Linked DNA regions of Mus musculus: region 1 is linked to region 2. The links are chromatin loops, found by intact Hi-C in ENCODE. Cell type or tissue: heart. All regions are shown on one strand. Links, peaks and the distances in the headings refer to the core of each region. The heading gives the core; the rest is flanking DNA. Region 1 holds the start of Slc17a9 (solute carrier family 17, member 9). Region 2 overlaps Dido1 (death inducer-obliterator 1).

What was found. Hi-C counts contacts between places; a loop is a spot of excess contacts. Peaks named below come from ENCODE experiments on the same cell type or tissue, not always from the same donor. Only the 100,000 strongest peaks of a DNase experiment are listed, where the experiment ranks them.
Region 1: it touches region 2 in a loop (3-fold over the local background); 10 of 42 quality-filtered maps call a loop at or near these places.

The regions. Positions count from the first base shown.
Region 1 is chr2:180,719,693-180,731,620 of GRCm38, reverse strand. It overlaps Gid8 (GID complex subunit 8), which reads right to left. Exons shown (of 5, transcript NM_001289652.1): 5 at 10,022-11,928. Slc17a9 (solute carrier family 17, member 9) reads right to left here and starts at 6,282. Exons shown (of 13, transcript NM_183161.3): 1 at 6,170-6,282. The coding sequence starts at 6,261. It overlaps Gm30455 (a long non-coding RNA gene), which reads left to right and starts at 4,344. Exons shown (of 2, transcript XR_003953988.1): 1 at 4,344-4,903; 2 at 5,743-9,964. In heart, for the core only: no CTCF peak of the experiment used is centred there; DNase peaks (open chromatin) are centred at 4,770 and 6,380; H3K4me3 peaks cover 914 bases; H3K27ac peaks cover 854 bases.
Region 2 is chr2:180,673,182-180,685,109 of GRCm38, reverse strand. Dido1 (death inducer-obliterator 1) reads left to right here. Exons shown (of 16, transcript NM_175551.4): 5 at 1-146; 6 at 1,082-1,301; 7 at 9,683-10,142; 8 at 10,260-10,419; 9 at 11,519-11,635; 10 at 11,775-11,879. Among named protein-coding and RNA genes, the nearest start is that of Gm22502, 19 kb to the left of the region's middle. In heart, for the core only: a CTCF peak has its summit at 6,240 (motif pointing left); a DNase peak (open chromatin) is centred at 6,189.

The sequences.
Region 1 (11,928 bases), core at 2,178-10,177, 46 kb before region 2:
CAGGGCTTAGAACCTGGGCCCATGCCTCTGGCTGCCAGGATTACACCAGGATCCCAAACACAAGCACTGAGCATATTCTCATGTTTCCTGTAGACCATGGAGATACAGGAAGGCATCCAGAAGTAGCAGACAGCTCATAACCTGCGGTGCCATGTGCTAAGCAGGTGAACCCAGCTCCGGGGGAGCAGAAGTCTCTCCAAGCAAGCACAGTGAGTACTCAAAGGTCCTCAGGGGTCGGGCTGGGCAAGGTTGCTGGGCAGCTAGACCCCACACAGGCCTGCAACAGCTGACAGTGGAGAGGCAAAGAGCCTCAGAAGGAGCAGACCCTGGCAAGGCTTCCAACTAAGAAAGGAAGAGTGAGGTTCCTGGCCCGGGGCCAGATTCATGCTTCCTGAGAAGAGCTTTGAAGATAACTTCCTGGTATACTCAAGGTTACATGGTAGACTGGTGGGTGGGCTTAGATGGACGGAAGGGTAGCAAGCAATGTACTCTCTCTCTCCACCCACTCCCCATCTTTCTGTGCAGACTAGACTAGAATAATGGAGCCTAGGGTGACCTCAGACTCAAAGCAACCCCCTACCCAAGACTTCTGCATGCTAGGACTATAGATGTAAACTATTCTAGCTGCCTCTCCTTCTCCTCCTTCTCCTCCTCCTCTTCTTGTTTGAGACAGTGCCTCTCTATTCTGTCCTGGTTGTTCTGGAGCTCACTGTGTAGACCAGGATGGCCGCAAACTCACAGGAATTCTCCTGCCTCTACCTCCTGAGTGCTGGAATTAAAGGCACAGGTTGCAAGCTTCTTAAACATCCAAGTTTTGCTGGGCGTGGTGGCACACATCCCAGCACTCGGGAGGCAGAGGCAGGCGGATTTCTGAGTTCGAGGCCAGCCTGGGGCTGGTGAGATGGCTCAGTGGCTAAGAACACTGACTGCTCTTCCAAAGGTCCCAAGTTCAAATCTCAGCAACCACATGGTGGCTCACAACCACCCGTAATGAGATCTGACGCCCTCTTCTGGTGTCTGAAGACAGCTACAGTGTACTTATGTATAACAATAAATAAACATCTAAAAAAAAAAAAAACTTAAAAAAAAAAAAAAAGGCCAGCCTGGTCTACAGAGTGAGTTCCAGGACAACCAGGGCTACACAGAGAAACCCTGTCTCAAAAAAACAACAACAAAAAAACAAAAAAACAGCCAGGTGTGGTGGCGCACGCCTTTAATCCCAGCACTTGGGAGGCTGAGGCAGGTGGATTTCTGAGTTCGAGGCCAGCCTGGTCTACAAAGTGAGTTCCAGGACAGCCAGGGCTATACAGAGAAACCCTGTCTTGAAAAAACCAAAAAAACAACAAACAAACAAACAAACAAACAAACCCCAAACATCCAAGTTTTGAACTGACATTCACCTAGAGAGTTCTGCTGACAGAAGGGGTCGGCAGTGAAACAGGAGATCTGGTGTGCCCTCCAGAAGGACCAGCCTCATCTGTCCTGGCTCTTCCTTTCCAATGAATTTGGGAATCAGCAATTTTAGGAAAGACGGTGATGATGGACATGAAGGTCTGGATACTATTAGTGAGTTTGATCACATATGCTTAGACCTAAGGTCCATATTACTTCCTTCACCTGAGCCTGTAAAGATCCCAGCCCTCTAGGGCAAGAGAGGTTTCTTCTTTTCTCTTTTCTTTTCTTTTCTTTTCTTTTCTTTTCTTTTCTTTTCTTTTCTTTTCTTTTCTTTTCTTTTCTTTTCTTTTCTTTTCTCTCTCTCTCTCTCTCTCTCTCTCTCTCTCTCTCTCTCTCTCTCTCTCTCTTTCTTTCTTTCTTTCTTTCTTTCTTTCTTTCTTTCTTTCTTTCTTTCTTTCTTTCTTTCCAGTGCTGGGAATCAAACCTAAGCTCTCACTCACTCTTGCTAGGGAAGTACTCAGTCAGTCATTGCAGTCATTGAGTCATATCCCTAGTGGTAGGTAGATTTCAGGTTTGCTCTCTTGGCTCTGTGTATGGTCACTTGAAAGTAGATTCTCTTTTGTATTTTCGGGTTTTTTTTTTTTTTTGTGTGTGTTTGTTTTTTGTTTTTGTTTTTTGACAAGGTTTCTCTGTGTAGCCCTGCCTGTCCTGGAACTCACTTAGTAGACCAAGCTGGCCTTGAACTCAGAAATCTGCCTGCCTCTGCCTCCAAGCGCTGGGATTAAAGGTGTGCACCACCACTGCCAGGCTTCTCTTTTGTAAAAGCTCATTGTTTGAGTGCCTAATGTCGTGTGTGGTAGGCAGTCCTGGCCTGATTTTTGCCACAGTAGGATGGTAGAGAATGGCTCTTGGCTCATGAGAGCCTTCTCGCAGACACCCCGTACAGCGAACATCACCATGGACAGATATCACACACAGAGAGACTATGGGGTGGGGGCTTAGGGATTCTGCATAACCATCCTCATGAAGATTTTACAAGAAACCTACCGTTCAGATTTTTAATATAAAATGGGTTTGAACACAGTCATATAGGTGGGGGGCTTCTGGAGAGGCGAGTGTTCAATATAAGTCTCAGCCAGGAGGAGGAGGGGAGGTCTGAGGGAGGATGTCCTCTCTGGGAGGGGACAGGTGATACTGGCCTCCCCCTCTACACAGGCACAGACTGAGCAAGAAAGAGGCAAACTAGTAGATAGCTAGCTGGGGTATAAGGCTTGGGGGACCCAAGGCTGTAGCTGGGCTGGGTCCAGAATCCCACAGAGCTGGACAGAGTCACAGGCAAATAAATGGGAGCAGGGTCAAAGGTGAGGGCCAGGAGGCAGAAAGAACAGCTAATTCAAAGCATGGTGGCACAGAAGAGACTTTGAGTCACGAACCGGGAGCTCAAATTGGCTTCCTGTTTTTAACTTCTCTTCTCCAGACGGCTAACAGGGCTGAGCAATCACAGGTGCACCTAGGGAAGAGTGGCATGCAGGGTGGGTCCCTCTTGGACACAGTGGCTCTCTGCTGCTTTAGTCACATAAAGGAATAAAAGCTCCTTATTGCAGATACCTTTGGAGTGTGTGGCGTTTAGTGGGTGAGTTAGCGCTGCTCCTGTACACCGGCTGTGATTCTTGTACCTCCCAGTCTGGTAAAACAAGGCGGCTGAACTGTCCTCACCTAGGGGTGGAATCTGCAGGTGGGGCAGCTCTTCAGGGCAGTCAGGGTACCTGGGTCTAGCACAGGAATAAAGAGGCACGGACCTTGATGGGCAGTGGTCAGAATGGAGGAGGGTAATGGTGAGACAAGTGAGGTGGGCTCCTGGGGAGGGGGCATTACCCTCCCCTTACCCAAAAGATGTGTGGGGTCCTGAGGGCCAGCAGCAGTCTCCAGATTATGGTGCCAAGCACCTTCCAGTCAGGTCAAGGGAGGTGGGAAAGCTCTGAGGTCTGCTCTGGTAATGGCCAACCTGGTTCCACTGTGTGGCAAGGAACTTCTGAACCCCAGGAGGGACTCTCTTGAGTGGGTCTAAGAAGGGCCGAGCCCTCTGACACCTATCTGGGGACCCCAGGCACTGGGGAGGGCAGCAAGCTGCCCTCTCCCATTCTGCCTTAATTTCTTGTCAGGGTATTGTCCTGAGCCAACCTTGCCATTGGATTACTGGGAACACAGGGTGGCTGTCAAGCTTTCCTCAAGGATATCCTGATTGCCCTGAAGTGCTGCCCCTCCCCCACCTGCAGAGCCCACCCCTCGGTGAGGACAGTACAGCTGCCATGTTTTTGTTTGTTTCGCCTACAAGGGTCACAGCAGGCCCACTAAAAGCCACACAATCCAAAGGTAATAAGGAACCTTTCATTCCTTTATGTGACTAAAGCAGTAGAGAGCCACGAGAGGGACCCACCCTTGGACCCACCCAGCAGGCAACTCTTCCGTAGATGCACCTCTGATTGCTCAGCCCAGTTAACTGGAGAAGAGCAGTTAGAAACAGGAAGCCAGCTAGACCCACACCCTCCAGATGAGAGTTGTCTCTAGCTTCTTGGTAGCCATGGGAAGTCAGGAAAAATCTAGGTAACCAATGCCCTGACTGAAGGAGGAGGAAGGGGCTTGGCCAGGTGCTATCTGAGTGAAAATGAGGCCATGTCAACTCCTAGGTATAGTTGAGGAAACGGGCTTTATTGTAGTTATGTGAGAGTACAGGTAGAGTTATCTGGAAGAGTCCAGACAACATGGCTGGCAGAATAGAATGGGCCTTGAGAGGAGTCTGCAAGGAGAAGGAAAGAGAGAGGAGACAAGAAAGAGAAGGGACCTGGAGAAGGAGAAGAACCAAGAGAACGCATGAGAGGATTTAAAGGAAAGAGAAGCTGGTTGGGGGAGGGGAAGCAAAGCTGGGGGACTGGAGGGTTCTGGAGTAAGAGAGGTGGTGAGAAGAAGAGCCAGGACTCAGTAAGCTATAGGTACTCAGACACAGTGTGGTGACCAGTGTCTTCTTTGATATGCTAACAGGCACCTCCATGTCCTTTTGCTTCATCCCAGCACCCTGGAGGCAAGAAATGGGACTTGTCCCTCAGCTGGGTGGGTGGTACCAGCCAGGCTGATGAATGTGCATCCTCAGTACTTGCTGGTGACACAGGACATGACCATCCTCCTGAAGGGGCCCTGTGGGCCTGCCTGCCTGGTTAGAACCCCAGTCTTTAGTATCAGGAGCTTGGACCAGGACTGCCTGAGTAGCCCCACTTGCCCACCCAGAGCCAGAGCTCAGGCTGGAGGTCTCAGCAATCACACTTCCTCACAGACTTGTGCAGCTCTGGCTTCCTGTTAGATGGCTGCGCAGAGTATCCGGGGCTGAGCAAATAGGTGATCACGTGGCCCTTCGTTCAGAAGGGAAATGTGCTGGCTACTTAACTCAGCCTCCACCAACCACCCCACATTCTGAGATTTGTTGAGGAGAACACTGCCTCCCCAACACGTGGTGGTGAGTGGTGGGCCCCTAAAGTCTGGTGTTCCCTGAACTCAGGGTCCTGTTTCTAGTAACACTTATTGCTGTTACTATTACTCCAGTATGGGTTGAGAATGGCCTTGACCCTGCAAAATTCCCCAGAATTCTCAGCTACCATTTCTGACAAAGGCAACTGGAGGCACTACACAGGAGAAAGTGTAAAGATGGGAGTGAGGGTGGGGTGACAGGTTGGGGAGGGGGGGACAGGCAGAGCCATTAAATTGTAACCTACAGCAAAATTGGCAGAACATTTCATAGTTCTAAGAAAGCCCTGGGTGGTGCCTCCAGGGGCCAGGTGAAGCATAGGCCTTGGGATAAACATGGGGTAGGGAGGGAGGTGTTAAGCCAGAGAGGGAAGGAGAGCTAGTGAGGGCAGGCACATAGTGTGCCTCCTCTAGCAGAGTCTGACACTACTGTAACTGTCACTGGCGGTGGGGGAGGGTGGCGGGGGGGGGGGCGCTATGATCTGGTTCTGTGCCTCCCTGTGACCTGCTGTGCCCTCATCTGGTCTAGGTTCAGTGATGGTACTATCTTAAGGTCCTCTTTACACTTCCTGCCAGTAGATCCAGGGCTCTTGCCCCAGGTGACTGGGAGGTACCAAGGCTTGATCCTGAGTCTAGCACCTCCACGTGAGGACTGCAGGAACCAGAGCAGGGTGTGAGCTCTTTTAGGCCCCCATTTGAACCCTCACAGTGGTCCCATAGCCAGATGCCACCTTTGCCCCTGGTTTCTGTGGGGATGTTTGCCTGGAGAGTGCTGGAAACAGCGGGAACGGAATATGAATGAAGATGGGTAACGGCTGTTTTCCTCCCTAGTTTAGAAGACTCGTGAAGTCAGGACCTGCCTCTATGACTTAAGAGCTGCTGCATAGATCCCTATGCTGTGAGCATCTGTCCAGCCCAGTGCTCCCACCAAGCCTTACAGACACTACCCTGCCTCCCAGACCACAGAATTACTGTCAGGGAAAAGGGCAATGGAGCCATTTGCCTGATTTTGGCATTTGATTGGAGATGGGAGTGGGGTGTCTCTTTACTGGGTCCTCCCTCTACTTGGGGGCTAGGGCTGCTCAGCGAGGGGCATGGGAGTCCCAGGGAGAGTGAAGGTGGCAGGCTGCAGAATGGCTGGTAGACAGCCGCTAGAGTCTGGTGTTCCCTGAACTCAGGTCCTATGAAGTAGCACCTCAGCTCCCTTTCTAAACGTAAAAGTCCTCCTTGCCCCGACTTCAGCCACACCCCAATTCACCTGGACCACCGTGTATCCTCTGCTGCCGCAGAAGGGGTCTTGCGGGTCTCCTCTGGGATTGGCTGCATCAGGCTAGAGCGCTGGGATGGCATGGGCACCGCTGTGTACCGTGCCCTCCCACCTCAGACCTAGGACAACCCACAGGGCAGCACCGCCCAAGTCCACGTGTCAGTCCCAGTGCTTCCGTCTAACTCTCCCAGGACGTGTTGCCCCCGGAATTGAGTCCCCGCCCCACTGATGTCCCGGGAGGCAGGGCCAGGGACCTTCGAGCAACTAGAGGCTTACCACTGGGACTTCCTGCTGGGGAAGAGAAATCCCTGGGGGTTTTGTGGCCCGAGACCCGCCAGAAATAACTTTCTTGTCAGGAAAGTGAGCAGGTGAGCAGTGTGTATGAGTCTCCGTTGGTTCTACCCCCTCCCCCGCTCCGTGGGTGGGTGGAGGGGAGTGACAGAGTGCTCACAGGGTTGTGTTCTAGTCTAGTAAATATGTAAAGATAACTTTAAGGCAGTCAATTTTTTAAAATGGATCTCTTGGAGAACTGGGTTGGTAAGAGAACTGTAACACAGGTGCAAAGGGCAGCGAAGGTGGTCACTGATGTTGAAATCCTGGGCAAAAGTGTTCTGAGCACTGACCACAGACTAGGCTCTAGTTGGATCTCAGCCACACTTCATGGAAGGCTTCTGAGGCTCCTTGAGGTACTGCCTGCCTCATTCCTCCTGTATTCCCAATTATTCTAAACAAATGCCTCCCCCACACAGCTGCAGGCCAACTGGGACACACCCACTAAAGGCTTCACACTGCACTTAGAATCTCAACAGTTTCCACCCTCCAGAGAATGCCCTCTGAGCCTTCAACTGCCCAGCAGACAACAGGTCTTTATTTATGGTCATACACACTTGTACTAAAATATTAGAACCTGAAGCTAGGGTATAGCTCAGTTGTTAAGCGTGTGTTCAACGTGTGCAAGGTTCTGAACTCAATCCCCAGTTCTGGAAAAAAAACAATCTGGACCTAAAAGCCAGGTCAGTCTTCCATCCACATCAGCTATCCTGTAGGACACAAAGATGACGGCAGAGAAAGGCTTGCTTCCCTAGTGACCCAGGGACTGCCCTTAAGTATATGGTACTGACAATCACTATAATGTGCAGCTCTTCAGAAACTAGGAAAGATCCAGAATCACACAGCAGGAAACCTTCAGCGTTTCTGGGAGCAGGTGGACAAACGTAGAGAAGGGATGTGACCTTAAGTAGGCTGGGTGGAGGAACCTGCAAGACACTTGAGGTCAGCAGGAGCATACCACACAAGGTGTTGGGTATACATCTCAGGCCAGAGACTCACAGCAGGTGGAGAGGTGCTACACTGCCAGAGTTGAGAAGGCTGAGGTCAGGGGTTTGGGGGGGGCATTCCTCCCCAGGCTCCCAGTCACTAAAGCAGAAGGGATGGGCACAGCCACAGTTGCCTGAAAGAGGATCACATATGGTTGGGAGGTGACCATCACAAGCTGTTGGCAGTAGCTGGGGTAGACATTCTCTAGGCTTCTAGTTGATACTTGTGAGCTGCCCCACACCCAACTGACAAAACCATCCTTGCACTTCAAGATGGGAAATTTGATATGGAAACATTACAGAGTCAACGTCTGGCAGGGGGGCCACTTTCTTGTGCTGACTGACTCACTTGCTTATAGTCATCTTGACTGCTCAAACTGAATAACTAGATTTTACTCCACTGTTACTGACGAGCAACTGTGAGAAGTGAGACTTGAGGAGCCCAGATTGTAGTGTTGGATGTCTGTAGCAGTTAGGGCCAGACTGGGCTACACAGTAAGACCCTGCCTGAAAAGAAGAGAGATTTCTGTACTGAACATCATTTGCATCCACCTTCTAAGCCAAATGTGTACACTGTAGAGAAAAAGTTCAAGTAGCCATGTCTGAGTCCACAGGAAGCCATAGAGTGGACCTCACGATGACCGAAGATGCTCCTGTATGGCCAGTTTTATTCACAAAACAATCCCTGGGGCTCTGGAACAGTTCATTCTTTTTTTTGGATGCTGGTACCATCAGCTGAACCTTGTAAACACCCCAAATGCTGAGAAACACTGTCACCCTCAGCCAGCAGTATCCCTCACTTGCTATACCAGAGTTCTGGGTGACAGGATAGCCTGTTTTACTTTTGAGAACCATGCTGGAGGGGTTGTCAGGCATCTGACCTACAAGAAGGATAATTCCTGTGTATGCATGCACATGGGTGAGATGTGTTTATAGGAAGGGGGAAGTCAGAGCCATTTAGAGACTGACTTCCAGGCACTGCAGGTCCCACCTCTGAGGTCTGGCAGTCATGCATGGCAGAGTAGATTCAAGAGATGATCAGTCACATGAAGGAAAAGCAACTACACTGTAGTAGCCACCTTCCAAAAATCTCCCAATCCAGAGTCTCCACCAGACTTTCAGAAAGGCCAGGCAAGAGAACGTTTATCAGGACCTGTAAGAAGGTACTTCCTTGAAAAGTCACATGTGAGGAGCTGATTAAGAGCCCTCGTTCTTGCCAGGCGTTCTTGCCAGGCGTGGTGGCGCACACCTTTAATCCCAGCACTAGGGAGGCAGAGGCAGGTGGATTTCTGAGTTCAAGGCCAGCCTGGTCTACAAAGTGAGTTCCAGGATAGCCAGGGCTACACAGAGAACCTCCCCCCCCCCCAAAAAAAAGAGCCCTCGTTCTTACAGAGGCGTTTGATTTCTCGATAATTCAAGTTCCAAGGGATCTGATGCCCCCTCTTGACCTTTGTGGGCGCCAGACACACATAGGAAACATGGATATACATTCAGGCAGAACACGCATACGGGTAAATATAAAAAAATCTTGAAAAACAAAAGTCACAGACAGGAAGCACCCAGTAGTCACATCTCATGGTTACCGTTGGGTACAAGCAGTTCTGCAGTTTTCTTCTGTTAGTGTTATACTGGACAGTAATCTGACATAGATGTAGGGGGCATGAATGAGCTGCAGACAGAGCAGACTACTATAGTCATACCTGCCATGACACCACACATTCCTGCCCCACCAGTCCACCAGATTCATATGTAACCCCATCAATGGGTTTACTGTCCAGGCCTTAATACCACTATAGCCATTCTTGGCTTCTGGAACAGACTATCTCAGGGCACATTACCCAGTGCATAGACGTGTGTTAGAGTCTGCAATGGGAAGTAACATGGGGCAATCACATTTTTTTTTCTTTCATGTAAATATAAAAGTCTCAAGTCGGATGGCATTCCAAAATTGAGGGAACCCATTTATGATAGGCAGATGGTACCTCAAGCCTCTCAGACTCAACATGCAAGAGCTCACACTCGAGCACAGCAGAGGTCTCTACCACTGGACGTTTAGCATTACCCACTGGAAGTGTGAGGGAAGAGTGAGTGATGGTGAAGAATGCCATGTCATGGCACTGCCACAAGGCTCAGGGATGACAAGGCCCTACCTACGTGCAATCACGACCCACCACACAGTGCGCGACACTCCCAGAGTGTGCTGCTTGGCTTCCTGGGAGGCTTCGTCTCACTGTATTTCCTTCAGACCTGAGAAAATGGCAATGGAGACGTCCAGTGTGGGAGCTGCCGCATACTGCGCAGGGTCCCCACAGTCATCACATCCTGGGGCCCAGGACGGCTGCAGCTGCCAGCTGGTGTGGACTGGCTCTATGCTGTGGCACTGCTGGCGTGGAAACAGAGCAAAGTCAACAACACGCAGTTACACCTTCCCACTCTTCCAGCTCTAATACACTGAGAAGCTGGTCAGTAATTCTCTTTTGTGGTACCTCTTTAGGGAAGGAGCGGGAAAAGAGCTTTCAGACAACCATTCTGGGAAAAACATAAGAACTTTTACTAACAAATTCACAGCAGGCACCCAGAAGCTACCCGACCTGTACTCAGATGATATGTGGCAGGGATACAAATACCCCCAATGAAGAATTACAATTACATATACACATGAGTGCTCCAGCGAGCTAGAGGTTTATACAGACTCTGCATCTCCTGCTGGCAAGGCGGCTTACTAAGAATCTGAAAAAAGCAATGTTTGTGAAACAAAAAATATGCATGGTGTCAGAACGAGACATGTCAACAAAGCAGCAGTAAGCAAAGGCTGGTGAACAGTCTATACCCCTGCATGGTGTCCCCTGCACACAATTCAGCATGTTGAAATGCAGGGGTGTAGACACACTGTTCTGTTAACCTGACATTTGGAATTTGGTCTTTTGATTGTTCTGAGACTGGAGAGCAACAACCTGGAAGGGAATCCCACTTCTTTCTCTTGATCACATCAGTGTCATTATCATGGAACATCTAAGAATCCCTCTGGAAGGATTCTCCTGGTTTCTCCTCTTCAAAACTAATAGCACAAAAGAAAATAAAGATGACATACTGCCCACCTCAGTTCTACAGGCCCCACCTCAAAGTCACTATACAAAGTCTTCAACTACATACACTATGGGGGCGAGGAGGGGGTCTCAAATGCCAAACCCAAATCATAATTCAAGAGACAAAACAAATTCTCATCTTTAGTGTGCAAAGATTACCACGCTTTAGAAAATTTCAAACTTGGTTTTTCCTTGCACAGCTCTACGTATGACGTTGGAGAAGAGTACCAGAATATTCTTGTCTCGTTTATTTCAAGGCACTTTCCATCAAAAGGTGCAAATAGAAATAAAGCTACTTGGTCTGCTCTAACAGGAAAAGTCTACATGTAAATCCTTGGAGGGGGTTTCTAGGCACTAACAGACCATGGATAAGCAAGCAGTTCTATTTGACGTTCTCCAGAGTCACTGGTATCTGTGGCATCAGCTAAGCTACTGACTGAAATGTTGGTAAATTGTCAACTCCTTGTCTTACAGCCACTGAACATTTTATGCATGCAACAAGCCTCCTGTGTATTTGAGGATAATCCCTACAGAGAGAACCTCCATTACTATACATCTCATGCCCTCTAATTTTAAGAACACGTCAAAGTGATTAGCTATATAAGTAATCATATATATATATTAACAAAAGATACAAATATGCTAGCTATCTGGTACTTTTTCATATAAGAAAAGATCTTATGTATAATATAGCCTTGGCTGGACTGGAAAAACCCTTCCTCAGCCTTGTAAATGCTGTAATTGCAGGCAGGAGCCACCATGCCTGGCTTTATATGGTGCTTTAAAAACAAACACTTAATCTTCGATACTCCTTCCCAACTTCTGTTTCATTTAATCTATTAGCTACCTGAAAATTAAAACTTCCTTTTCCTCTGCCTTAAAAAAAGACGTGTGTGTATGTGTGTGTGTGTTCTTGTGCCTGCCTGCCTATGTGTATGTGGAGGCCAAAGAGGACATCAGATTCCTTGGAACTGAAGTGACAGGAATTTGGGGGATGCCTGACTTTTCTGGGTGCCGGACTCTGGTCTTCATGATTATTTGTCATGTCTTCTTAACCAAAGGCACGTCTCTCCTGAAACTCCTCTACCTTATTCTTATCCTTACCCCAGATGGGAGGTTACATCTCACAATGATGTTAAAAAGCCACCTGTCCAGGAGGTAAGGAAAGCTCTGCTCACTCCTTACTCACAGACCAGAAGAGCAGTGCAGGGTCATAATGACAGCAACAACTTCATCCTTGAGTCTGTCACTAATGTGATCCTAAGGCAAATACTGCCAAAGTACCTGCCCTCTGCAGTAGAAGCAGAGAGCTGGAAGACACTTCATTCCATCCCAACAAGAACAGAAT
Region 2 (11,928 bases), core at 1,513-9,512:
CTGTGTATTGCAGTAATGACTGCATTCTCAAACACGCAGCAGCTACCATGAGATTTCTAAGTTCAGGTAAAGAACAAAAAACAAAACCCAAGGAAAAGGTCAAGACGAAGCCAGAAAAGTTCAGTCTTCCAAAATGCAGTGTTCAGGTAAGCTGACAACAGTCACCTTCAGGATACTTACTTGAAACAGGAAGTGTTTGAGAGGACTCTTCATAGACTGGTGTCTTGTTTGCTTGAGCAATGCAGGGGACAGCAGCTGTCAGGAAAATATAGATCATATTTTCCTTCTCTCTTCCCCCATTCACTGAGGGATTATTAGTTAACATGAATATACTACAAGCAAGCAACCATGTGGCTTTTTTAAAGAAGTATGACTTCAGGATGTATACCACACAGCTTTATGCAAAGTGCACTTGACATTTAGACAGAGACATAGGTTCTAGGCAAGGCTCTGTGCCTTGATAAGTCAGTGATAAGAGTGCCTAGCATGCAAACAGTCTTATGATTTTTACATATCCCTTTAGGGGGGAGTGTTTCTTTTGTTTTAAAGGCAGTTTTGTAGTACAGGCAGTTCTTGAACTTGGAATTTTATTCCCTTAGCCTCCCACTCAGCTGGGATTACAGTCTTGTGCCACCAAGCCTAAGTGACATAGTTTTTATTTTTTAGGACTGTTATTTTGGATCTTCAAACTCCCATAAGTAGGAATGCAGATAGCACTTGTTAGGTATTACAGACCCTTGTGCCCACGCAGCCCCCTTCACTTTGTTTTCAGCTTGTCTGACTGCCTTGCCGGAAGGCGCTCATGCTTTTATCTTGGCTGGTTCATGCTTTTATCTTGGCTGGTTCATGCCTCAGCTGCGTTATAGACAGATATGAGCCTTCCCATTACCCAGGTGTTAAAAAGAATGCTAAGGGTTCTTTGATGTGTGGCTGTAGCCATAAAAAAGATCACATGATTCTACCTAGCTTGGTTTGAAGGGTCTTCAGGTTCTAAAATAAAAGGTGTATATGTCTTTAATTGGTTGTTGAAGCAAAAGTGTCACTTCAAACCTTAATAATTGGGATTTCACTGATTATCCAGGTGGGGATTAAAATCTCTTCTGTGCACAAGAGACTAGCGTCAGAGAAAAGGGAAAACCCAGTGAAGAAAGTGATGCTGGCTTCCAGGAGTGAGACTTCTGGGAAGGAGGCAGCCTGTGAGAGCAGCACACCATCCTGGGCAAGTGACCACAACTACAATGCTGTGAAGCCAGAGAAGCCAGAGAAGCCCACTGCACTCTCGCCCACCCTATTGAGTAAATGTACGTATCACCCAAAGGCTGGCTTCCCAGGCCCCTCCCATCATCTGGGTGGCTGCCTGGGGCTGTCTAGGACCAGAGTCCTGGGTGTTCTGGTGCTGATAGTAGCCAGCAGCTCACTGCCAGCCAGAAGCAGATACCAAGATGCCTCTGGACCCCAGGTGTTCCTGCCTAGCCTGTGGAGCCTCTCTGGGTGGTTCCTAAAGAGCTGTGTAGGCCTCATGTTGGAGGCAATTTCTTATTTCAGTTTTAGGCCTTGGTAAGTATTTGAACTGCTCTCAACAAGATGGGACAACATCAGTGCACTGTTCAGACTCAGTTCAGACTTGAGTTCCTCACAGGACAGCCCAGCACAAACCATGAGTTTTCCCACGTTACCTATTTTCTTCACATGGTCACCACTGCTCTTCTATAGAAAAGTGATTTTTTTCATGAGTTAGGGCATTTTTGAAAGGACAGGTAGACAATTTGTGTCTATTTCACATACTACACACCTACATAAACAGGTTTGAATTTTGAAGGTCATCTGCTGCTCAGATCCCATGGTGAGTAATCGTGCTGACCATACACCTACAGCAGTATTCTCATCAAAGTGAGAATTGTGGGTGGTAGCTTCCAGACTCGTAGATGCCCCAGATTTCAAATCAGTGTTTATAGTTTGAGTAAACTTTTGAAACCCAAGATTAGATCACTGAGTTTGGAGCCATTCTTGTTTCACTGCTGTACAAGGTACACCTTTCTTACTTTTTGTACAGTGGTTTCAAGTGAATTTTCATCTGTGTTCTCATGATAGTGTTTTGTTCCATCTCTGTCCACCCTCAGCCCCAGATAAGGGGGTCTCATGGCCTAGGCTGGCCTTAAATTTTCTGTAAAGTTGGGGGTCCTCCTGCCCCCACCTGTAAAGAGTGCTGAAACTTACAGGCACACACCTGATGTATGTTGTGGGGTGTGAACTCAGAGTGTTGGACCAGCAGTCTACCAGCTGAGCTGCAGTTCTAGCCATGGTAACTGAAACTGCTGATCTTCTTGTCTTTGTTTCCTTTGTGCTGGGATTACAGGCATGTGGTGCTGGGGATCAAACCCAGAACTTCATGCATTGGAGCGCTACTGACAGCTACGCCCCACCCCATTAGTGCATTTTATATCTATCTTTCTTTCTTTTTTTTTTTTTTTTTTAAGCATCACAGGGGTAAAGAGAACTGAATCGTAATAATATGAACATGGCACATTCTTGTTAGCCTTTCAGCAAGTTAACTAGGGGAGGACCTTTTGCACGTAGGTTTACAAAGTGAGAATGCAGTTGTGCGTGGTATTGCAGGCCTAGACTAACATTAGAGAAGTTGAGACAGGAACATCGTGAGTTCTAGGCCAGCTGGGGTTGCAGAGTAAGAACCTTTCTCTAGGGCAAGTGGGAGGGAATGTAAAAGACCTAAGAAATGCAGTAAATTAGCATGCTCTACTGCATTGTGGCAGGCCTTAGTGCGCTGTAGGCAGTTGAGTAGTTTGAGATGAGAGGTCTGGTGTTCCTTCAGTTACAGCAGCTCTACAACAGCAGCATTGTGAACTAATTAATGAGTAGACTTAGAGCCAAGTACACCTCTTAGAATAGGGAAAAACCTGCCAAGTATAGGGTTCAAGTGCTTTAAGTGTCTGTAGACCTAACAATAAACGATAGAAACCCGGGAGTGTAGTCATATCCCTGAGAGCTGAAGATTGATTACAACTCAGTTCATCTTCATCTGTGTGCCCAGAATGGAAAACCAGCTCTTGAAGTTCTGATTCAGGGTCTCACATTAGAAGCAGTTAAAAATCTCTAGTTTCAGTTTCAGACCCTGGTAAGTATATCCCTCGTGTGGCATCATAAAAAGTCCCGTGCACTGGAGGATTGGTGAGGAGGATGGAACATAGTGGGCCTAAAATCTGAGTACTGTCTTCTGTCTCCCTTCCATGAGGAGGGGGGAGGGGGAGTCCCCCAGGGGGTCAACAAGGCGACCAGTTCTTATGCTCAGGGGTTCTTTGACCTTTCTCTCCCCCACCTTGTCCTTCACAATTGACTCAATCCTTAGTGGAGGTGGAACTGATGGGTTTCAGGGCAGGAGGGTAGGACAAGTTAACAATTGATTAATCTTCCCAGCATACCAGCATCTCAAAAATGATCAGCATTCAAAATACAGCATGCATCAGGGACATGTTTCTAGACCAGTTTCTTCTGACCCCCCCCCCCCCCCATCCCATAAATGATATCATCCTAACATTGAGAGTGTCGTCATCAGTGAGGAGCAGTGTCTCCTCTCTGCCTCTTGCTATCCAAATGGGACCAGTCCCCTTTGATCCCTCTTCCTCTGCACAGTGGGAGGGCACCACACAGTCTATGCAACTGTGTCCCAAGGACTCTGGCCCTGTCTCCCCACTGCCTGTGTGCAGAATACACAACAGGGGAGGGGAGGGAGGGAAGCTCAAAGTGAAGCCAGTGCTGGAAACACTTCTACATTCTTCGTGGATGCTCACCATGTACACTGAGAAGACTGCATGGCAGAGCTGAGCTGAGCTGCTGCCCCTCTGAGTGGATACAGGCAGGCAGCATGCTGCTCTGCACAGGAAACCACTCCTCCACATGCAGGTGATTCGATTTCACAAACAGTTGTTCCCCTGATTTATATATTTTTTCTTTCTAGAATATCTGTACAGTTTCCTTAATTTATAGAAACAATTGTCATTTTTAAAATTTCCAAAGATTCTGATATCGCTGTTACAGTTTTTGTATCCTTCTGTGTTTTATTTCCACTGACACCTCCCATTGCCAGGGGAGGGTAGTGAGCTGAACACTTGCCTAAAATATTCTTGGGTTATTAGAGTTTTGAAACAAAATTTAGTATTTATACTTATAATCACAATAATTAGTATTTTGGACTCACTAAATGGCTCATCAAGTGACTTAAAACACTGGTGTTTGAATGGATCTTGACATGACATTTCATCGGGCTGTAGGGAATTAAAGCAAAACCCCATCCACCTACAAACTCAAACCTGGGGAGTGGCTGCATCCTGCACAGGCGACCAGGTGGGTGGTAGAGCAGGGAGAACATGGGGTTTCCCAGGGCATCTTGAGGTGTGGGCTTCAGGAGCACATTTCATGGGGTCATGAAGGCGCCCTGTGGCGGGTACTAGAAACCTACAGGTGGGCCTGTGTTTTATCAGCTGCATGAGCCGTTTATTTGTCTTCACAGTTGTTAGTGGCAATAAAGGGGATAGGAGAACGGCTTTGCACATCTTAACCAAGCCCCTCCCAGTTTGGGGGGGGGGGGACAAAATTGGTAATGAGGGGGTTAAACTTGGCAGCTGTTGAATAATATACATAGAGCTAAAACTTACTAGGTTGTTGGTTACATTCTTTTGGTATCTTGCTTTTTATAAGTCTTTTAAAAGCCCACTGTTGAGAAAATTGGATCATAGCATTAACTTGAACCTGCAAAGTGAGCCCCTAAGAGTACTCCAGTCCTATAGCTGTCCCTGTGTCCTTCACCTCTCTGAATGACCTTCCTGTAAACTTAAGGAGCTGTGGATCAGAGTTAACACTCCCAAGAAAATCCTTTTGATGGCATTGCTGATCTCAAGAGTGCAAAGGTCTCCTCTGAAGATGCCTGCCACAATCATTAGTATAAAGTGATAAAATGCTTCTGATACACACCAACATGCACATAGTTAACATGCTTAGTATCCAGAAGTTAGAGTGTAAACGTAGATCAGATTCTTGGCTGCTTTAAAGAAGGTTTGGGCAACATTGATTTGCCACAAACCTGGAAGAGCTCGGCAAGAACCTAAGGTAACTGGTTGCATTCTCTACACCTGGTTATCCACTGCACCTCCAGCATTGGCCCCATTAGGTCTGGAGGGTCTAGGAAGGCACACAGATTGTTGTAATAACTTGGTACAAAGAAATAATGGTTAAAATGAACTTGGCTGAAGTCATCTGTACCTGGTATGTTTGGGGAAATCTGAGAAACAGCAGCTCAGCTTCCACGTAGCTGGGCAGATTGAACACACCCACATGGCCCTCACCACACTGTATTCCAGTGACTAACAATGTAAGAAATTACCAATCCAACATGATTTAAGCTGAAGATTTCAAGATCCTATGTGATTGGTTAAGATAACTTGCAAGAGTTGGTCTCTGCATTAAGATGGAAGTCAAATACTGGACATGAGTAAGAAAAGATTTTCATCTAGTTGGATGTGGACCTCTGCAGGGTCACATGTTTAGTCACATGCATAGTCACTGGGCACTCATCTCTGATGTAGCCTGTGCTGCTTTGTCCAAGCCTCGTTTTCTTACATATAAAACTAAATTGGTAACTTCTCTTAAAGATAAGTATTAATTTTTTTTGATGGTTTCAATATCAGTCCCGGCCACCTTTTTCAGTCCTGCCTCAGCCTCCTGAATCCTGAGATTACAGGCATGTGCATGAGGTGTGGGTAGAGGGAAATTATTTATTTGAAGATACTTAAGCATGTCTAGGAAGCAACAGCAAAAACATTTCCACTGCCACCTCACTGGAAAGAGGTATGGTGAAGCAATGGGAAGTCCTAAGTTACATGAGCCAGAGCTGAGGAACAGAATTCAGCACCTGGCCTTGTTTCAAGGTGCTGCTTGATCACTGTCTTCAAAAAAAGCAACTCCCCTTAGGCTTCTGGAGGTGAGATACCTGCATGGGGCCAGCCTGCCCTCCTAAGACTAGCCATCAGGCAGCGTGACTGGGATGGGTGGGACTATAGGTGTGGACCCCTACCCTGCACCTGGATCCTGTTTCAACTTCATGCAGTTGTGGGGTTCTACCTTGGGGGTACATGAGCAGGGTTTGTTCCCCTAATGCCTTTCTCTTTCCTGCCTTTGTGGATCATTACTGCCACCTGGTGACCAACAGAGCTATAGCAACCTTACTAATGGACCCATGGTGTGAGAATAGAGTTGGGTTCCCATGCGGAGCACTCTACTTCCCTACTCCGTCAAACTTTCAGCAGCTTAGTTTCCATTACAAAGAACTGGTCATGACAACCTTTGCTTCCACTAGTAGTCCACAGGACTAGAGATGCCTTCCTCCTTAGTGTTGGTCAATACCTTCTTACCCCACGAGAGGGCAGAGAAAGCTAGTAGTAGAGACAGCAACCCACAGTGTAAAGTGCTATTAGTAAGATGGGTCTCTCATGAGTTACAGCTATGTAATTTTTATATAGTTAAAAGTGAAGTGAATTCTTCAATTGGAACAGTAGCTCAATAGGACGTTTGTCCAGTATGCCCAAGCCACAGGTTTTTGAAAACCCAGTATTGGGGTAGGGAATGGAATAAGGATTTGCAAATTCATTCATTGTTCTATTCAATCATGAAGGTCAATCCCTGTTGCTGGCATTGCTGCCCTAAGCCAACACCACTATTATTCCTACCTGTAGGGGCTAGAGAAACATGCCAGTCCCTTGAGCAGTTGCAATGGGTAACTGTTGCCCTGTTTAACACCACCCAAAATAGAAGGGGGCTTGGTGTTTCAAGATGCTAGTAGGCAAATGGTTAGGGAAAGCCATCATTTATGGGACATATCAGTTTAATTACATAACATGACTTTTATGCACTGTTGGGAGTGTGCCTAATGTGTCCTAACGTCCTTAAGAGGAAAGAAGCCACCAGAGCTGTCAGGCTGCAGAGTGATGGTTAGGGAGTTACGTTAATAGGTGGTCTTCAGGTATAGCTGCTCTCAAACCATCAAGTGTGTATACTTGGAGTGTCAGGAATAACTGAAATGTAGTCCGGCCAAGAGAGATTGGGTCTTTGGTGGAACCTCTGGTTTTGAATTCCCTGTTTGTGACCAGAAAAAAAACAACACAGATGTTTCAGGCCATACTACTATATGGAGGGGCTTTGTCGAGGGCTGGGTGATGCTTTGTTTTGTAGAGTGGAAGTCAGCTGGCAATCTAGTACACATTTATTATACCCCTGTTCAATGTCACACTCGTATAGCACTTGGTCCATACCATTATCTGAGTGTTCATTCCTTCTCTGTACCTTCCTCAGAGGACTCTTCTAATTTTTAACCACCACACAACCCAGCAGTCAGATATGAAGGTAAATTGCTAAATATAACTGGAGCCAAGAGTAGTAGACATCCACTGCAGAGTCCTTGGACATTGTCCTTGATCTATGGGAACCTTGGCTCAGAATGTGTTTTCTCCATATATTTGTCATGTATACTGTATTGTAAAAATAATTTCTATTTTGCACAGATCTGCCTTTTGGTATTTTCTGTCCTCATCTAGAAAAACATCAGAGTTTTAGGTAGATGTCATTGTCACTCTGCAAACCCCCTAAAGTGCTTTGAGGTTGAGGTTTGGCATGCTTCTGAGCAAGTATAGAGTTCACCTGTAGCAGTCCTCTGGGATGGAATTGAAGGGCTTCAGATGAAATGCAGCTTATATTTAGGTTCCTCAGTACCACTTTATAATCAGCCATATGGCAGTGGTTTAGGCTACCTCTCAGACAGGTTGGTCGTCAGGTCTGGCAGTACCTGATGGTGTCCCTAAGCATATAGAATAGCTTGTTGAAGAGGGCTGTCCTTGTATGTGGCATCTCTGCTCTTTGAGCTCTCTGCCCTTCCTGGGAAATTGGAAATGGTTACTGGGAGCACAAGGTGGGAAGTCCTCATTTATGATCTTAAAGTCATGCTTCAGTCATATACATGCTTAAACTGTAGTGTTTAAGGATTGCCTATCTAGATGAACCATCTCATAGTTGTTTGTTTCTTGCCGGTAGGACACCTGTCCTGAACCGAATGTTGCCAGACATTTCCTTACCTCATCTGACCACTTGGACTGCTGGTCAACATGTTAGACAAACAGACAAACATCATTCAGTTCCATGGCCCAAGCAGGACTTGGAGGAGGGGAAGGGTGGAGGGAGGGAGGGAGGAGAGAGAATGAATATGAGATTGAGTATGCCAGAGTTTATTTCCTCCTTGAACTATGTGGATCTTGTGACCTGAACTTGGACTTGCCCACAGGTACCTCTTTTTAGACATTTTGTGTGCCTTTGATGCAGGATTTTAATTAAACTGATTTGATTGCCCACTGGCATCTAGAAGTTTTGGTGCAAGCAAACCTTGTGACTTAGCATTTGTTTTAGACAATCTCTTGGTTTTTCAAGACAGGGTTTCTCTGCAGCTCTGGCTGTCCTGGAACTAACTCTATAGACGAGGCTTACCTCAAACGCTTCGATCCACCTGCCTTTGCCTCCCAAATGCTGGGATTAAAGGCATCACCATCATTACCCTGCTTTGACAAGCATTTAAAATACCTGGTTGTCATTTTTACCCTGCTGAGGGAATTAGGTGTGTGTGGGTTGGGGGTGAGGTCATATAAATGGGCATCAATCATTTTAGCATCTGGTGCTCATTGCTCCCTGGCCTTTCATCAAGAAAAGGAGTCTGGTGATTTCCTTTCACATAAATTCAGCAGGCTGAAGTCTTCCATTCTGGCATCTGACTTTTGGTGTGAAAATAGGTTGGCTGATCTTCCCTATAGCAACCTTGTCAACCATGTCTACAGTGAGCTTCTGCTGGAGGGTGATGAAGTAATGTGTATCCTTTGCTGACAAGGTGTCCACCCCTTTAATCCCAGCACTTGGGAGGCAGAGACAGGTGGATTTCTGAGTTCGAGGCCAGCCTAGTCTATAGAGTGAGTTCCAGGACAGCCAGGGCTATACAGAGAAACCCTGTCTTGAAAAAACAAAAAAAAAAGGTGTCTACCTCCAGGACCCTTGGGGGTTGGAGAGTGATTTTTCTTCTTTCCAAAAGGTTTTTAGGGCCGGGCGTGGTGGCGCACGCCTTTAATCCCAGCACTCGGGAGGCAGAGGCAGGCGGATTTCTGAATTCGAGGCCAGCCTGGTCTACAAAGTGAGCTCCAGGACAGCCAGGGCTATACAGAGAAACCCTGTCTCGGAAAAAAAAAAAAAAAAAAAAAAAAAAAAACCCAAAAGGTTTTTAAAAGTTCACACAAAAACACCTTGTCTTGTCAATGAAAATGATCCTGTAAATCTGTCCTATTTTGATGGCAAGTTTGTCGTTTATTTTTACAAATTAACTAGTGATTAATTGGAGCTTTTGATAATAGGCTTGTTTGAAGTAAAAGGTTTTAATGTAATACATGAAGTGTTTTTCTTTTTAAAATGAGGAGTAATTATCACCATAAAATACTGTGGAGCCAACCTCTCTTCGGTTCGAAATTTTAAAACCTGCAAATGCACCTAATTCCTTGGTTGTACGGGCTATTTCCAGGGTGGAAATGGTATAATGTCAGCATGCTATTCTGTATGTGTTGCTCAGTGTGTGCGTTCTGCTTTCCAGCCATGAAGGATGACAGGAGGGTGGAGGACAGGACAATGGCAGCAGTTACCATCCCGAAGAAAGCACTTCCTTCAGCCTCTTTGGTGGGCAGACAGACTTCACCTAGGAATCTTGTTCCAAAGAAGCTTCCTCCTTACTCTAATATGGCAGGAGCCAAACCAGCCATTAAGAAACTGCCTTCAGGCTTCAAGGGTACCATCCCCAAGAGGCCATGGCCCTCAGCCACCCTGTCAGGCACTTCTGCCAGGCAGGCAGGACCAACACCTATGACAGCTGCTTCCAAAAAGTTGCCTGGCTCTGCTGCTGTGGTGGGAGTTACCAGGAAGCCAATGTCTGCCAATGTTCCTGCTGCTTCTCCAGCCCCAGGACGGCTTGGTCCTGTGAGCCCAGCTCCATCACAGCCCAATTCACAAATTCGACAAAATATAAGGCGCTCCTTGAAAGAGATTTTGTGGAAAAGGTGGGCCATTGTATATGTCATATCTCCCAGATGTAGCATTGATGGTCGTATTCTGGAATTTTCCCACTAGGCAAGTGCCCCCCTGGTTTATGTAATCCCTCTTTTCATTCTATTCAGAGTCAATGACAGCGATGACTTAATAATGACAGAAAATGAAGTAGGAAAAATTGCCCTCCACATTGAGAAGGAGATGTTTAACTTGTTCCAGGTTACTGATAATCGCTATAAGAGCAAATATCGCAGCATCATGTTCAACCTTAAGGATCCTAAGAATCAGGTCTGTGTACCCCTGACTAGATGTTGGGAATTCTTTTCCCAGAATAGACCCTCACCTTCATTTCACAATGATGTGAAATTACCAAACAGCATTTACAGAAGTGTACATCCTTCCTCTTACATGGGGCGTCTTCACTGCCAGAACTGGAGTTATCAGAGATTTTTATAACCCCTCTCCTCCCAATTTTATTAGATTAATTTACACTTTCCTGCAAAAATCACATGCCCACTGATCTAAGCTTGAAATTTTTCATACCATTTTCAGGGATATCTGATGTGCAGTGTAACATTTTTATTTTATCTTTTTATTTTTTGAGACAAGGTCTTACTGTAACCATGGCTGGCCAGGGATCAAGCTGGCCTCAAATTCTTAGGATATCTGCAGGTTGTGGAATTAAAAGTTCAAGTAACTTTCTCTCTTACCTTTCTTCCTCAGCCACTTGACGTCATCCAACCCTAGTAGTTCTCCATCATATCTCTCCTGCTTTCTACTGCTGGAGCTTGTTCATAGTGTCCCCTTGACTCTGAACACACACACACACACACCTTAACATCCATGTTTTAGAACCAGAATCAAGTGCCTTGGCTGCACTGCCTAGAAGTGATGTATTCCTGTCTTTATTTTTAATTTTTTTTTTTTTTTTTTTGGAAGGGTGGGGACAGGGCTAGCCTCAAACTCAGACCCCAGTGTTAGGTTTGAAGGCCTGTGTAGTCTATCCTTTTAACAACTATTTTTGAGGCAGAATCTTGCGCTTCTGTTTCCTGGGTGTTAGAATTATGTGTGTCACTTCCACGGGCTTCTAACTTTTTAACCTATATCCAAGTTGTGTACATGATTTGTGATCCTGACAAAGCAGAATCTGTAGATGTCCTTGAGGTTGACTCTCAGCTGGATTATTGCTGCTGACGTCAGGGCAGCTGCTCACAGTGGGTTGAGGGTACATTTCTGCATTGTGTTTGGATCAGTGCTTGGAGTATTCAGGGTTCATCTGATTTCCACTGTGCTGCTTTGTTTTCCATATTGACCCAAAGTAAAATACACCACTAAAAGTTTGTGAACAAGGAGGTGAAAGGTGCCTTTTCTTTTCTTCTTAAAATAGGGGCTCTTCCATCGTGTTCTTCGAGAAGAAATCTCCTTGGCAAAACTTGTCAGAATGAAGCCTGAAGAACTTGTATCTAAAGAGCTTTCTATGTGGACAGAGAAGCCCACAAAATCTGTAAGTGCTGAGGAGGATAGCTGCCTGAGGCCCTAGAGGTTTCCATTTTCTACAAGTCAAAAAGCTAGTTGTAGAATGGATGAATATTCCTTTTACCTAGAATCCAAGGCTGAAGCCTTCATTTCGGTCCTTCTTGTAGGTGATAGAATCCAGGACTAAGTTGCTTAATGAAAGCAAGAAGAACACTACTAAACCAGAAACCATTCCTGACATGGAAGATTCTCCACCGGTATCAGATTCAGAAGTGAGCATTCGGGGTGTCCGGTGTTTGCACAGAAACCAACATCTCTTAC